Regions from separate parts of the Homo sapiens genome. Here region 2 is linked to region 1. Evidence: chromatin contacts called from ENCODE Hi-C or POLR2A ChIA-PET data. All regions are on one chromosome and are shown on one strand. Each heading gives the region's core, a stretch centred on a gene start or an enhancer-like site at or near the end of the contact. The rest is flanking DNA. Distances are from core to core; before and after follow the strand shown. Region 1 has its middle 38 kb from the start of FAM131C. Region 2 has its middle 5.2 kb from the start of ARHGEF19.

Region 1 (6,073 bases), core at 1,100-3,599:
TCTTGAGATGGAATCTCACTCTGTCACCTTGGCTCATTGCAACCTTCACCTCCTGGATTCAGGTGATTCTCATGCCTCAGCCTCCAGAGTAGCTGGGACTATAGGCGTGCACCACCACATCCGGTTAATTTTTGTATTTTTAGTAGAGATGGGGTTTCACCATGTTGGCCAGGCTGGTCTCAAACTCCTGGCCTCAAGTGATCCACCTGCCCTGGCCTCCCAAAGTGCTGGGATTATAGGCATGAGAAAACGCACCTGGCCTAGGCTAGATCTTTTTTTTTTTTGAGACGAGTCTCGCTCTATTACCGAGGCTAGAGGGCAGTGGCGCGATCTCAGCTCACTGCAACCTCCACCTCAAGCAATTCTCCTGCCTCAGCCTCCCCAGTAGCTGGGATTACAGGCATGCAACACCACGCCCGGCTAATTTTTGTACTTTTAGTAGAGATGGGGTTTCACCGTGTTGGCGAGGATGGTCTGGAACTCCTGACCTCAAGCGATCTGCCCACCTCGGCCTCCCAAAGTGCTGGGATTACAGGTGTGTGCCACTGCACCCAGCCTGTCACTGATTTTTTGGATCAGTATTGGCTTGAGAAACTCCGGAGTGGGAGACCCTGACTCTGTCCAAGCCCCTCATTTTTACTAAAGAAGGTGTGGAGGCCCAGAGAGCAGGGGTTGCCCAAGGCCACAGAGCCTGACTGGGCACGGACCAGAATCAGGGAAGGCTGGTGAAGGCCACCTAAGTGCTCTGGTGGGGCCGCACCACCAGCTCAGCCCAGGGCAGGAAGGAGAACTGGCCTCCCCGGTGATGGTGGCACCCTTTGTATAGATGAGAACACTGAGACTCCAAGAAGAGAGGCCCAGGGTCACCCAGAGGAGCAGAGTGAGAATTAAAGCTCCAGTCCATGGGTAGGGAGGGGGACAGTGAGCCCCCAAGTCTCCCCCTGGGCACTACAGACCCAGCACAGCCCCAGGCCTCAGCTGGAGACTGCTCGGTGCTCAGGCCCGGCTGCTGCCCTGGCCTTGACCCCTGAGTGGGGGAGCTGCCCCTCCTGCCACAGCCCTGCCGGACTCTGCCCAGACACCTCAGGAATGCAGGGGGAGGGGGACTCAGAGAAGAGGGACCTGGGATCCGGGGTGGATGGAACAAAGAAGCCATGTATCTGGGCTCTCTCTGCACCCCCAGCTGGACCACAGTTGGCAGAGGGAGGCCCCCAGGGGTGGCTCAGGCACGTGCCATCGTGTGCTGTGTGACCCTTGGGATGCAGCTGCCCATCTCTGGTTTCCTGGGATGCAAAGTGGAGTTCCAGAGCCTGGGCTCTAAGGCAGAGGAGCCTGTTGAAGCTCTGAGGTTGGGGCTTCTGGCAGAGGGAGGAAAGAAGTGGGGGCCCAGCCCTGTGGTGGGCTCCTCTGCCTGCCTCCTCCCGCAGCCTCAGGAATCGCCTTAATTACAGTGTCAGCCTTGCTGCGCTTCCTGCCATAAACCCAGGAATCTAAATTAGAAGGCAGGAGGTCGGCTCCCCCTTCCCTCTGACCCCCCAAGTCTGCCGGGAAGTTCTCCTGGAGACAGGCTGCCAGCAGGAGCCAACCTCAGAGGGAGACTAGGGAGGCCCAAGAGCCTAGAGGAGGGTGGGAGGCTGTCCACAGAATCTTCATACCTGTCACTGTCCAGTGCCCGCTTTGTGCCAGCAATTCTGCAGAACCGATGTAAAGGTTCCTGTTGACAGAGGAAGAAACTGAGGCATGTGCCCAAGGTCTCCCAGAGTGATGGTGGCTGAGCTGGCTGGACCCGTGTCTCTGGGTCTCTGGCCAGGGCTGGCTGCCTTTGCAGAAGGCAGACTAGCTTGTGGGGGCAGAGGAGATGGCCCGTCCACCTGGGGCAGGGTTAGGGGACCCTGAGCCATGAGTAACCCCCAGCCCCAGGGGGAGATGGGAGGGAGGCTGGCAAGAGGGAGTGGGCCGAGTGTGTCTGAGCAGAGAGCTTGATTTCCGCAAGCCCTGCCTGGGCTGCCTGCTGTGGTTCTGCTCACTCCTCCCTGGGACCTGACTAGATGCGCCAAGCCTGCACGGAGGCCAACCGTGGGCAGGGCCACGTCAGATTCAGAGAAACCCAGCCAGGGACCCCTGTGCACGGGTCTGAGCATATGAGAGTGTGTGTTGGTGTCCCTGGGCGTGTGCGCCTGTAAGTGTGTTTCCATATGTATATGAGTGTATGTGTCACTGTGTCTTTGTGGGAGTGTGTGCTTTTGTGTGGATTTGTGTGTGACAGTGAGTGTGTGTGTGTGTGTGTGTGCACGTGGTGGGGAATGAGGTCATCTGGGCAGAAGGGAGCTGAGCTTGTCCAAACCACTGGAGACACTGAGGGAGAGAGACAGACTCGGGAAGGGGGGCAGTGGGTGATGAGGCTGGAGAGACCAAGACTGAGGCTGAGGGAGGGAAAGAGATCAAGGCAGAGAGGACAGATGCAGCCAAGGACCGGGCAGGGGACGAGGTAGGGGTGAAGCAGACAGACAGACAGGCAGACAGGATGATGGAGGATAAGGGGGCAGATAAGGTGGGAGACAAGGAGAGGCCCAAGAGAGGCCCACAGAGAGCATGTTTGAGAGAGGGGGTGCCAGACACAGTGGCTCATGCCTGTAATCCCAGCACTTTGGGAGGCTAAGGCGGGAGGATCACTGGAGCACAGGAGTTCGAGACCAGCCTGGGTAACAGAGTAAGACCCTGTCTCTACCAAAAATAGTTTTAAAGAGTACGTGCCTGTAGTCTCAGCTACTCTGGAGGCTGAGGTGGGAAGATTGCTTGAGCCTGGGAGTTCCAGGCTGCAGTGAGCTGTGATTCAGAATGAGACCCTGTCTCAAAAAATAAAAAGTTTGAGAAAGAGGGATCCAGAGACCCAGAGAGCTGAGAAGAGGGAAGATGGGCCTCCAGAGGGGAGGGCAGCTGTTCAGTTGAAGGGGCTTCCCGACTCCCCTACCCTGAGTGGGAGATGGAGGGAGGACCCTTTATGGTTATTTTTATTTCGGGTTGAGGGCAGTTTCTGGAGACCCCGATACCTGCATCCCAGCGGGGGTCTACCTAGGGAGCAAAGGCTCAGGGGGGGCCAGGGTTGGCCCCTGGGTGGCCCCCCAGGCTTGGAGTGGATCGGGGAGGGAGCCCTGGGGGCCCTTCAAAAGGAGCTGCAGTGGAGGGGAGGCCAGTACAGAGCCCCCATCTGGGCAGGGCTAGGGCAAGGGTGAGGTGTCCCCTTCTCCTCAGTCACGTCCCCGACCCTCTTTGATCTTCCCATGTTCTGACCCCTGGAAGGAGCTTGCCAGGCCCCACTGGCCCTATGACCTGCCCACCTTATTATCCATGCTCTCCCCAACCCTGTGGTCTTCAGCCAGGGGCAATAACCCACCCCACCAACCACCCAGGGGACATTTGGCTCTATCTGGAGACACTTTTCTTTGTTACAGTTGGAGGGATGTCACTGCTGGTATCTGATGGGCAGAGGCCAAGGAAGCTATAATCGTTCTGCAACAGAGAATTTTCTGGCGCACTCACCTTTCTTTTGTTCCTAGCACGTGTCATGCATGGCATGTTCATTTCTGCCTCAGGGCCTTTGCACTTGCTGTTACCTTTGGCCGGTATGCCCTTCCCCGCAGATCATCACACAGCTGCTTCCTTCCTATTTTTTGAGAATCTGCTCAAAATCCCCTCCTCAGAGCGGTTTTCCTGATACCCCCAGCCTGCCTGCACTCTCTATCCCAAACCTCTGGTTCTTTCCTTTGCAGCACTCATCCCCACATCGTGAGAATCTTGTTAATTCATTTAGATCCTTATTTACAGTTTGTCTACCCTCCACTTGGCTCTGAGCTCCATGATGGCCAGGGACTTTGGCTCTCGGCAGTACCCGCACACACAGTATTGAGTGACACGATTGAGACCTCACTTAGAACAGCCAGGAAGCTTTGCTTAGGAGACTTTGCTTGTTAACTAGTTTCAGTCCTGTGAGGCATGCACTGTAGTTGTGCTCATTTCACAGATGGGGAAACTGAGGTTCAGAGACAGCAAGTCATTTGCCCAAAGTGACAGCTAGTCAATGCCTGAGGTGGGATTTATGCCCAGGCGGGCTGACTCCAGGTTCACTCCCTAACCACCACACAGCACCAGGTTCACTCTCTAACCACCACAGAGAGTTGAATATATGTCTCGCCACCAGAAAGCACGTCCTGCAACCCAGGCCCCTGTCCCTCCCTCTCCCTGGAAAAGCCTCCCCACTCTGGGCCTGAAGCTCTGTTCTCAGCAGAGCTGTGGCTTCCAGAAAGAAGGGGGGGCCTCTTCACTCCAGATCAGCAGGGAGCTAAGGCTCTTGTTGGCAGGTCCCTACAATGAGGAGACTTGGGGATCCAGGTGTAGGGAGGGAGCCCCAGGTCTTAGTCACCTCAGTGGGGCTACAACCACTGAGTCACTGCTGACTCTCCCAGGCACTGGATACAGCAGCTTGTGACAGCCCTGCCCTCCTCCAGACCCAGAGCTGAGCAGGAGAGGCCTGGAAAGAAGCAGGCCCCTTCCTCATGCCCCCTGGGTGGAGCAGGGTAGGTTGAGCACTGGAGTGAGTCTGAGGGCTGTGCTAAGTCCTGCACGGGGACCTGGAGTAGCTAAGGAGGGCCCCACTCTCCCCAAGGCTAGCCTCAAACTCCTGGACTCAAGCAATCCTCCCATCTCAGCCTCCCAAAGCACTGGGATTACAAGTATGAGGCTCCATGTGTAGCCTCCCCAAAACTTCTTTTCCTGTCCTTGTCTTGCTGTCCCTTGAGGCCAGGAGTTCAAGCCTGCAGTGAGCTATGACCATGCCACTGCACTCCAGCCTGGGCAACAGAGCAAGACCTTGTCTCTAAAAAAAAAAAAAAAGTTTTGGGGAGACTGGGACAGGACCGTGCAGCTGGTGGGAGAGTCACGGAGATACCAATGCCAGGCAGAGGGGCAGAAGGGGATGAAAGGGGATAGTCTGTGGGCTCTGGGCTGGCAGGGGCCTTCTGGCTGGGAACGGGGTCAGCAAACAGCTCTGGGCCAACTTCCAAGCTCCTCCCCATCTCAGAAAGAAAGGGCTGCCCAGTTTGCACCCACAGCTTCCTGGTGAGCACTTCCTGATGTCCCTACTGTGACCCCTCCCCCATTTTGGTTGCTGTTCTTTACTGGGGGCCACCATATTGGCCAGGCTGGTCTCAAACTCCTGGCCTCAAGTGATCTGCCTGCCTTGACCTCCCAAAGTGCTGGGATTACAGGCGTGAGCCACTGCACCCGGCCTGTGAGCCATTATTCCTATTAGCTAGCATCATCTCTGAGGATTTTTATAAAATTGAGATATAATTCACATTCCATAATATTCATCCTTTTAAAATATACACAACAGTGTTGGGAGCAGGCCCCCCAAAATCTGGCCATAAACTGGCCCCAAAACTGGCCATAAACAAAATCTCTGCAGCACTGTGACATGTTCATGATGGCCATAAAGCCCATGCTGGAAGGTTGTGTGTTTACTGGAATGAGGGCAAGGAACACTTGGCCCGCCCAGGGCAGAAAACCGCTTAAAGGCATTCTTAAGCCACAAACAATAGCATGAGCGATCTGTGGCTTAAGGACATGCTCCTGCTGCAGTTAACTAGCCCAATATATCCCTTTAATTTGGCCCATCCCTTCTTTTCCCATAAGGGATATTTTTAGTTAATTTAGTATCTATAGAAACAATGCTAATGGCTGGCTTGTAGTTAATAAATACATGGGTAAATCTCTGTTCGGGGCTTTCAGCTCTGAAGGCTGTGAGACCCCTGATTTCCCGCTTCACACCTCTATATTTCTGTGTGTGTGTCTTTAATTCCTCTAGCGCCACTGGGTTAGGCTCTCCCGGACCGAGCTGGTCTCAGCAAGTGGTGCCCAACATGGGGCTCGAATCCAGGTCGAAGGGTCACCAGAGCGATGGTTGAAATGGAAAACTAACTGGAGGACACCCGAGTACTCTTAAAGCAATCCCCGTGGTGAGTAAGAAGGGGAGCTCGGAAGCATCAGGGTAACAGTGGTACAAGTGTGGGGTGTG
Region 2 (6,073 bases), core at 2,484-4,983, 110 kb before region 1:
CCTCTCTCCTGGCCCCCAGCTCTGTGTGGTGATGATTTTCCTGGTATCTGTCATAATTTACCATGGCATCATCAGCATTGCAATGTTCCACACTGGCAACTCTGTGCTCATGACCCAAGCGAATGTCCTTTGGGGCAATGGAGGGTGAGAGCACTGTTCCAGGCTCCAGGCCTAATGTGGGCATCTTCAGGTTTTTTTCATCCCACCAATGGATGGGCTCCCGGTAATGGCCCACCACACCCGCCTAATTTTTGTATTTTTAGTAGAAATGGGGTTTCACCATGTTGGTCAGGCTGGTCTCAAACTCCTGACCTCAAGTGATCCACCCATCTCAGCCTCCCAAAGTGCTGGGATTACAGGTGTGAGCCACCGTGCCTGGCCTGTTCTTCCTCTAAAACCAGGTAATGTGTTGCAAGGCTATCTTTGTGTCATCTGGGAACTGGGAGTCTGGTGTCTCCAGTCACCCTCAAGCGAGAGTGGCCAGGGACACATGGCTGGCATTAGGGGTTGGTAGGTTAAGGACAGGAGCATAGGGGCTGACCTGATGGGCTATGCCTGCCCCCTTGCGCCCAATAGAATTCTGACCAGCTCTGCCCTTTGTCCAGAGATGCCTCCATGAAAATGCCTTCACTTTCATTTTCAGTTTGTCAATTTCTATTCTTCTCCCTTCTACATGGCATTCTTCAAAGGCAGGTAAGGACCACTCCCCAAACCCCAGCCTTAGGGCTGTCGCCTCCCAAGGAAGCAGCCCAGCAAAGCAGCAGCACCCTTTGGGCTCCAGATTTGTTCCTAGCCAGGTCTTGCTATGGACCTTGAAGCTGGTTCTTGATTTCCCTGGGCGAAAGTCTTAGCAACTGTAATTTATGGGTACACCATTGCACAGCTGTAAAATCTAACACCTGCATTCAGTCTGTCCTACAGCCCTCACTGGGTGGCCCCAGGCCTGACAATGCCACCTCCCAATGCTGCAGTTTGAGTTTATCACCATCTTTTGGGGGCCTTCCTGCTGTGCACCCTTGGTTGGATGCTAGGGACACAGAAATGAATCAGAGCTGGTCCTTTTTCCTAGAAGCATTGAGTCTTTAATGAGATCTGGTTAGGAGTCATAAAATGCTGGACTCTCAGGAGGTGCTGTTATTGTGTAATTGCCATTGTCATTTGATGGGATGGGAGGGATGGTCACCAAAAGAGCCCACTCCCCAGCACAATGACCCCATCTTCCTGGGCCATAAATGCCACATTGGCTGATCATGGGTTGAGCAGTACATAGATTCAGGCCATGGTCCCAGCAGACTTCTGGGGCCTAGTAGGGTAGGCAAGGCCTCCCATCAGCTCTGTCAGCAGGGTTAGCTGTCAATTCAGGGGGTGGCCAGAGGACCAGGAGCAGTGGGGAGAGGGGGTCAGCCTCAGCATGGAGTTTAGCTGCAGCCTGGCTCCAGAGAGGGAGAGCAAATTACCCACAGATGCAGGGGGCCCTCAGGTTTGTGGGATACCCCGGTCAGTATGGCACATTTGCTCAGCATGCCGAGTGAGGATGTGATTATGTACCCCTGGGTTGCTGATTCTGGGGGGTTAGGGGGTAGTCATCACAACCTCAGGTCTGGCAGGGGTAGGATCTGCCTCTGGGGCCTCCAAAGTGGGTAGGAGGAGCAGGTGGCCAACTCTCTGCACCAGCAGGGAGGTGGGGTAACCCCTATGCAGCCCCAAAGCCCTGAGTAAGGTGCTCTGTGTCTGCCAACAACAGTGCGGTCCTGGTGGCTGCCACATTCAGGTCACCCAGCAGCTCATCATCATCATGGTGGGCAAACAGCTGCTCAACCACATGGAAGAATTTGTTGGGCTGTGAGTGTTGGGGGAAGAACGGGGGACAAGGCTGGGCCTAATCAGGCCATTTGGAGGGCTTTTATAAGAGCAGAGCAGAAAAACCCTTTACTGGGACAGAAGATACGGGCACAAGTCCTAGCCCTGCTTCTTGTAAGCTGCGTGGCTTTGTGTCTCTCTGGGCCTCAGTTTCGTCATCTGTACAATGGAGACAATAATACCTCTCCATGAGAGTTGAGGGGATTATGAGGCGTTCAACAGGAAACAGCTTTGCAAATGGAGGGCTTTCTATTACTATTTTTTTCAGGGGGCAGTGATATTTCAGAGACCAAGAATGACTATGTGGGAAGTGCAGAGTTGAGAGCACTGGACTCGAGTCTAACAGATTGGATTTGAACACTGGCTCCACCACTTACAATTTGGGGAGCCTGGGCCAAATTCTCCAGGTGTGTTTCCTCATCAATACAGTGGAAATCATCATGGTGCCTGCCTCTAAGGGGTGCTGGTGATAGAAGTGGCAGTTCCTAGCACAAGGCCCTGTTATGACCATTATCTGGTTGCCCTGCCTCCAGGAAACGGAAGGCTTGGTGGCAGAAGTGGCAGCTGGCAGGGCAGAGGGACACCCAGATCGGGCAGGAGCTGCAGCACTGGGAGAAGGAAGGACTATGAGCTCATCAAGTGTCAGGGCCTGTTTGATGAATACCCAGGGATGGAGGAGCAGTCGCTCAGCAGCGTGTGCCCTGGGCATGAGTGGGGCCCCTGGGGGCCTGGCACAACAGGGGAGGTGGCCCCGGGCCTGACACTCCCTGCCTGCCAGAGCTGCAGTTTGGGTTCATCACCATCTTTGTGGGAGCCTTCCTGCTGGCACCCCTGTTCACTCTGCTCAACAACCGGGTAGAGATTGGACTGGACGCCCACAAGTTCCTGTGCAAGTACCAGCGACCAATGGCTGGGCGCGGCTGGACATCTGGATCTGACTGCTCCTGCTGGAGGCCATGGTACACCTTGAGGTCACCGTGAATGGGAGTGAGGTAGATGAAGGGAATACAGGGGCAGGGGGCGGGGGAGATGGAGCTCAGAGACTGGGGAAGGGGGTTCAGGAATAGGGAAATACAGGGCTGGAGAAGGAAATCCGGGTCAGAGTTTGGGAAATAGGGGAGAGGAGGCTAGGATCCCGGGCCAAAGGCTCATCCTGCCACGGGAGGGGGTCTGGATCCGAGTTGGGGTGAGTTAGGGGGTTGGGCCCTGAAGGCCCTCTGGCTCTGCAGGCTTTCGTCTCGCCTTCATCTCGGACTTCTGCCGCATATCCCGTAACAGTACGAACACCACACCCAGCTGCACGGATTTGTGAATTTCACGCGGGCACCCGCGCCCCATGCCCACCTGGCCCAGAGCAAACACACTCTGCCCTTCAGGCTGGGGAGGAGGGGCGCGGCGGGAGGGGCGGGGCCCTGAGCTTTGGTGGGCGAGGCCTTCCTGGGAAGGGCGTGGCGCTGAGCCTTGGTTGGCGGGACGCTGAGGCGGGAGGGGCAGGGCTGTCTGGGAAGCACGGCGCTGAGCCTTGGTGAGGGAGGCCGGCCTGGGAGAGGGCGGGTGCTAAGCTTTGGTGGGCGGGGCCTGTCTGGGAGGGGCAGGTGCTGAGGAGGGAGGGGCGGGGCCTAGCTGGGAAGCCGGGAGCCGAAACTGGACGGGTGGGGTGGTGCCTGGCTGGGGTGCAGTGAGCTGATTCTGCCCCGGACAAATGCGCGGAGCCGGCTAGGGTACTGGCTGAACGGGCAGGGCCAGATTCTAGGGAGAAGGAGGGGAGGAAATGCGGGGTTCGGAGTCGAGATCCGAGAGCCTCTCCAGACCCCGCAACCCAGATACAAGGCCTCTCGCGACGTGGGGGTGAACCTCGCCCTCTTCTACTGGAAGCTGCTGGCTGTGCATGTGCATCTGGGTTTCATTATCGCCTTCGAGGTAGGCTCAGCCATCTGTCTTGGACAGACTTGGTTCCAAGTTCAGGCTCTGCCGCCGACCGGCTGGAAATTGGGATATATTATATAATAGGATCTACTTCATAGGGTCGTTATGAAGGTTCGGTGTCAAGCATTTGCACTGTGCCTGGCATGTTGTAGGTGCTCAATGAATTAATATCACAAATAATAATAACATTATCTCTTGGCAAGAGAAAGGAGAAACGAGAGGAAGCACTCTCCCACCAGCTTTGCTCTTTTACAAGCCCTGCCCTGACGTGGTTCCTAGTGTTAAGGGGTTCGAATCATACCTCTATGTCTTTGGGCAAATGGCAACCCCTTTCTGCTTCTGTTTCTTCGCTTGTGGAGTAGAAATTACCCCCAGCTCATAGAGTTGTTGTGAGGATTAAATGAATTCATATCCGGAAAACCTTCAGGTTAGGGTTTGGCTCAGGGTAAGCGCTCCATGAGTTAAGATCGCTAAGGCAATCATTCTCTCTTTTTGGCCCCCTTCTCCCCAGAATGTAGTGTTCTTCTTCCTGTGCCCCAACGACCGGCTCGTGCCCGATGTGCCAGCCCTGGCTACCAAGATAACTGCGCGAGCGCTACCTGGCCAAGCAGGCGGTGGCAGACAACCGGGAGACGCTGTTTCAGTCAGCAAGGCAGGCGGACCCCGGCCCCACCCGCAACATAATGACCATAATGACCACGCCCCTTGGCCTGCCCTCAAGCTTCAGCTCAGCCCTCTCTAGTTCAGCACTCTCTAGCCCCGCCCCCTTATTTGGCCTCATCCATTGGAGGGATTGGCTGGACTCCCTGTAGTTTCCGCCTGTTCCCGCCCATCATTAAGCTCCGCCCCCGCCAAGCCCCCTTTTCTACTTTATCTGCAAGCTGGGGTTGGGGGCTCTGCTCTGGAGTGCCAGCCTGCTCAGCCTGACCAAGCTGTGCTCTATGTCCGCACAAGGGACGCAGGGGCGTCCAGGACGCAGGGGCGAGTGAGGCAGGGCTGCCCTTCCAGGACCCTAGGTTCCCCAGGATGCTCCTCCTATTGGGGTCCTCTGGCTTCCAGTTACGCATCTGGGCAGTGTCCCAAGGCCGGTCCGGGAGTTGGATGAGAGGATTGGAGTTCCCTGGAGACCTCCAGACCTGCACTGCTACCCTTCCGTGTTCTTGCCTCCTGGCCTCTGTGCAATGCTGACAATAAACCTGTCTCTGCGTCCCAGACTGCCACCTCTCCACGGCCACCTGGTCCCCACCCACACGGTGCAGTGTCTCCTCACTATGTGGCAATGCTCTAGGGAGCCAAAGTGAACATGGGGGAGCAGAGGGACCCTAATGACTCTGAACTTAATGGCTGTCGGTTGGCAGCTAAGGAAAATACTTTGGGGCCGGGCGCGGTGGCTCACGCCTGTAATCCCAGCACTTTGGGAGGCCGAAGAGGGTGGATCACCTGAGGTCAGGAGTTCGAGACCAGCCAAACCAACATGGAGAAACCCCGTCTCTACTAAAAATACAAAACTAGCCGGGCGTGGTGGCGCATGCCTATAATCCCAGCTACTCGGGAGGCTGAGGCAAGAGAATTGCTTGAACCCGGGAGGCGGAGGTTACGGTGAGCCGAGATTGCGCCATTGCACTCCAGCCTGGGCAACAAGAGCAAAACTCCATCTCATAAATAAATAAATAAATAAATAAATAAATAAATAAATAAATACTTTGGGGGACTAGGGCATGGGCCATGAAACCTCTGCTGTGTATTCCGAGCCTGTAGTGTAAGAATAATAAGACCAATAAGAGTTTAGTTAGGTCAGCCGAGACACCCCGGATTACACTTTCACACACTTTTCACCACGAGACCCTCCTAAAAGCCTGGTGAGGCAGTACCAGGCAGTGGTGAAGGACTCAGGTTGGTGGTGGGGTCAGACAGACCTGGGTTTCTTTTCTTTTTTTTTTTTTTTTTTTGAGATGGAGTCTCGCTCTGTCACCCAGGCGGGAGTGCAGTGTTGTGACCTCAACTCACTGCAACCTCTGCCTCCCCACCTCCGTGGTTCAAGCAATTCTCCTGCCTCAGCCTTCTGAGTAGCTGGGATTACAGGTGTGCGCCACCACGCTCGGCTAATTTTTGTATTTTTAGTAGAGACAGAGTTTCACCATGTTGGCCAGGCTGGTCTCAAACTCCTGACCTCGTGATCCGCTGGCCTCAGACTCCCAAAGTGTTGGGATTACAGGTGTGAGCCCCTGTGCCCAGACTATTTTTGTGTTTTTAGTAGAGACAGGTTTCACCATGTTAGCCAGGCTGG

Evidence for each region. Hi-C counts contacts between places; a loop is a spot of excess contacts on that map. ChIA-PET counts read pairs that join two places held with the same protein, here RNA polymerase II (POLR2A). Pooled maps may share reads with other maps.
Region 2: a loop to region 1 is called in a pooled map, with 1.8 times the contacts of the local background. The contact joins two enhancer-like sites. A Hi-C loop is called at or near these places in 2 of 168 maps with a recorded cell type or tissue (astrocyte of the cerebellum and endothelial cell of hepatic sinusoid) and 2 of 50 pooled maps. POLR2A ChIA-PET finds 5 or more read pairs at or near these places in 1 of 52 experiments (H1).

Annotation. Positions count from the first base shown.
Region 1 is chr1:16,108,132-16,114,204 of GRCh38, reverse strand. No RefSeq gene overlaps it. Among named protein-coding and RNA genes, the nearest start is that of FAM131C, 38 kb to the right of the region's middle. Within about 2 kb of position 2,349, at least 2 of the 41 ENCODE cell types and tissues checked have a DNase peak (open chromatin) inside an H3K27ac peak, as active enhancers do.
Region 2 is chr1:16,214,834-16,220,906 of GRCh38, reverse strand. It overlaps the pseudogene ANO7L1. Among named protein-coding and RNA genes, the nearest start is that of ARHGEF19, 5.2 kb to the right of the region's middle. RefSeq lists silencers at 3,177-3,276, 3,417-3,526, 4,644-4,693 and an enhancer at 3,869-4,565. Within about 2 kb of position 3,733, at least 19 of the 41 ENCODE cell types and tissues checked have a DNase peak (open chromatin) inside an H3K27ac peak, as active enhancers do.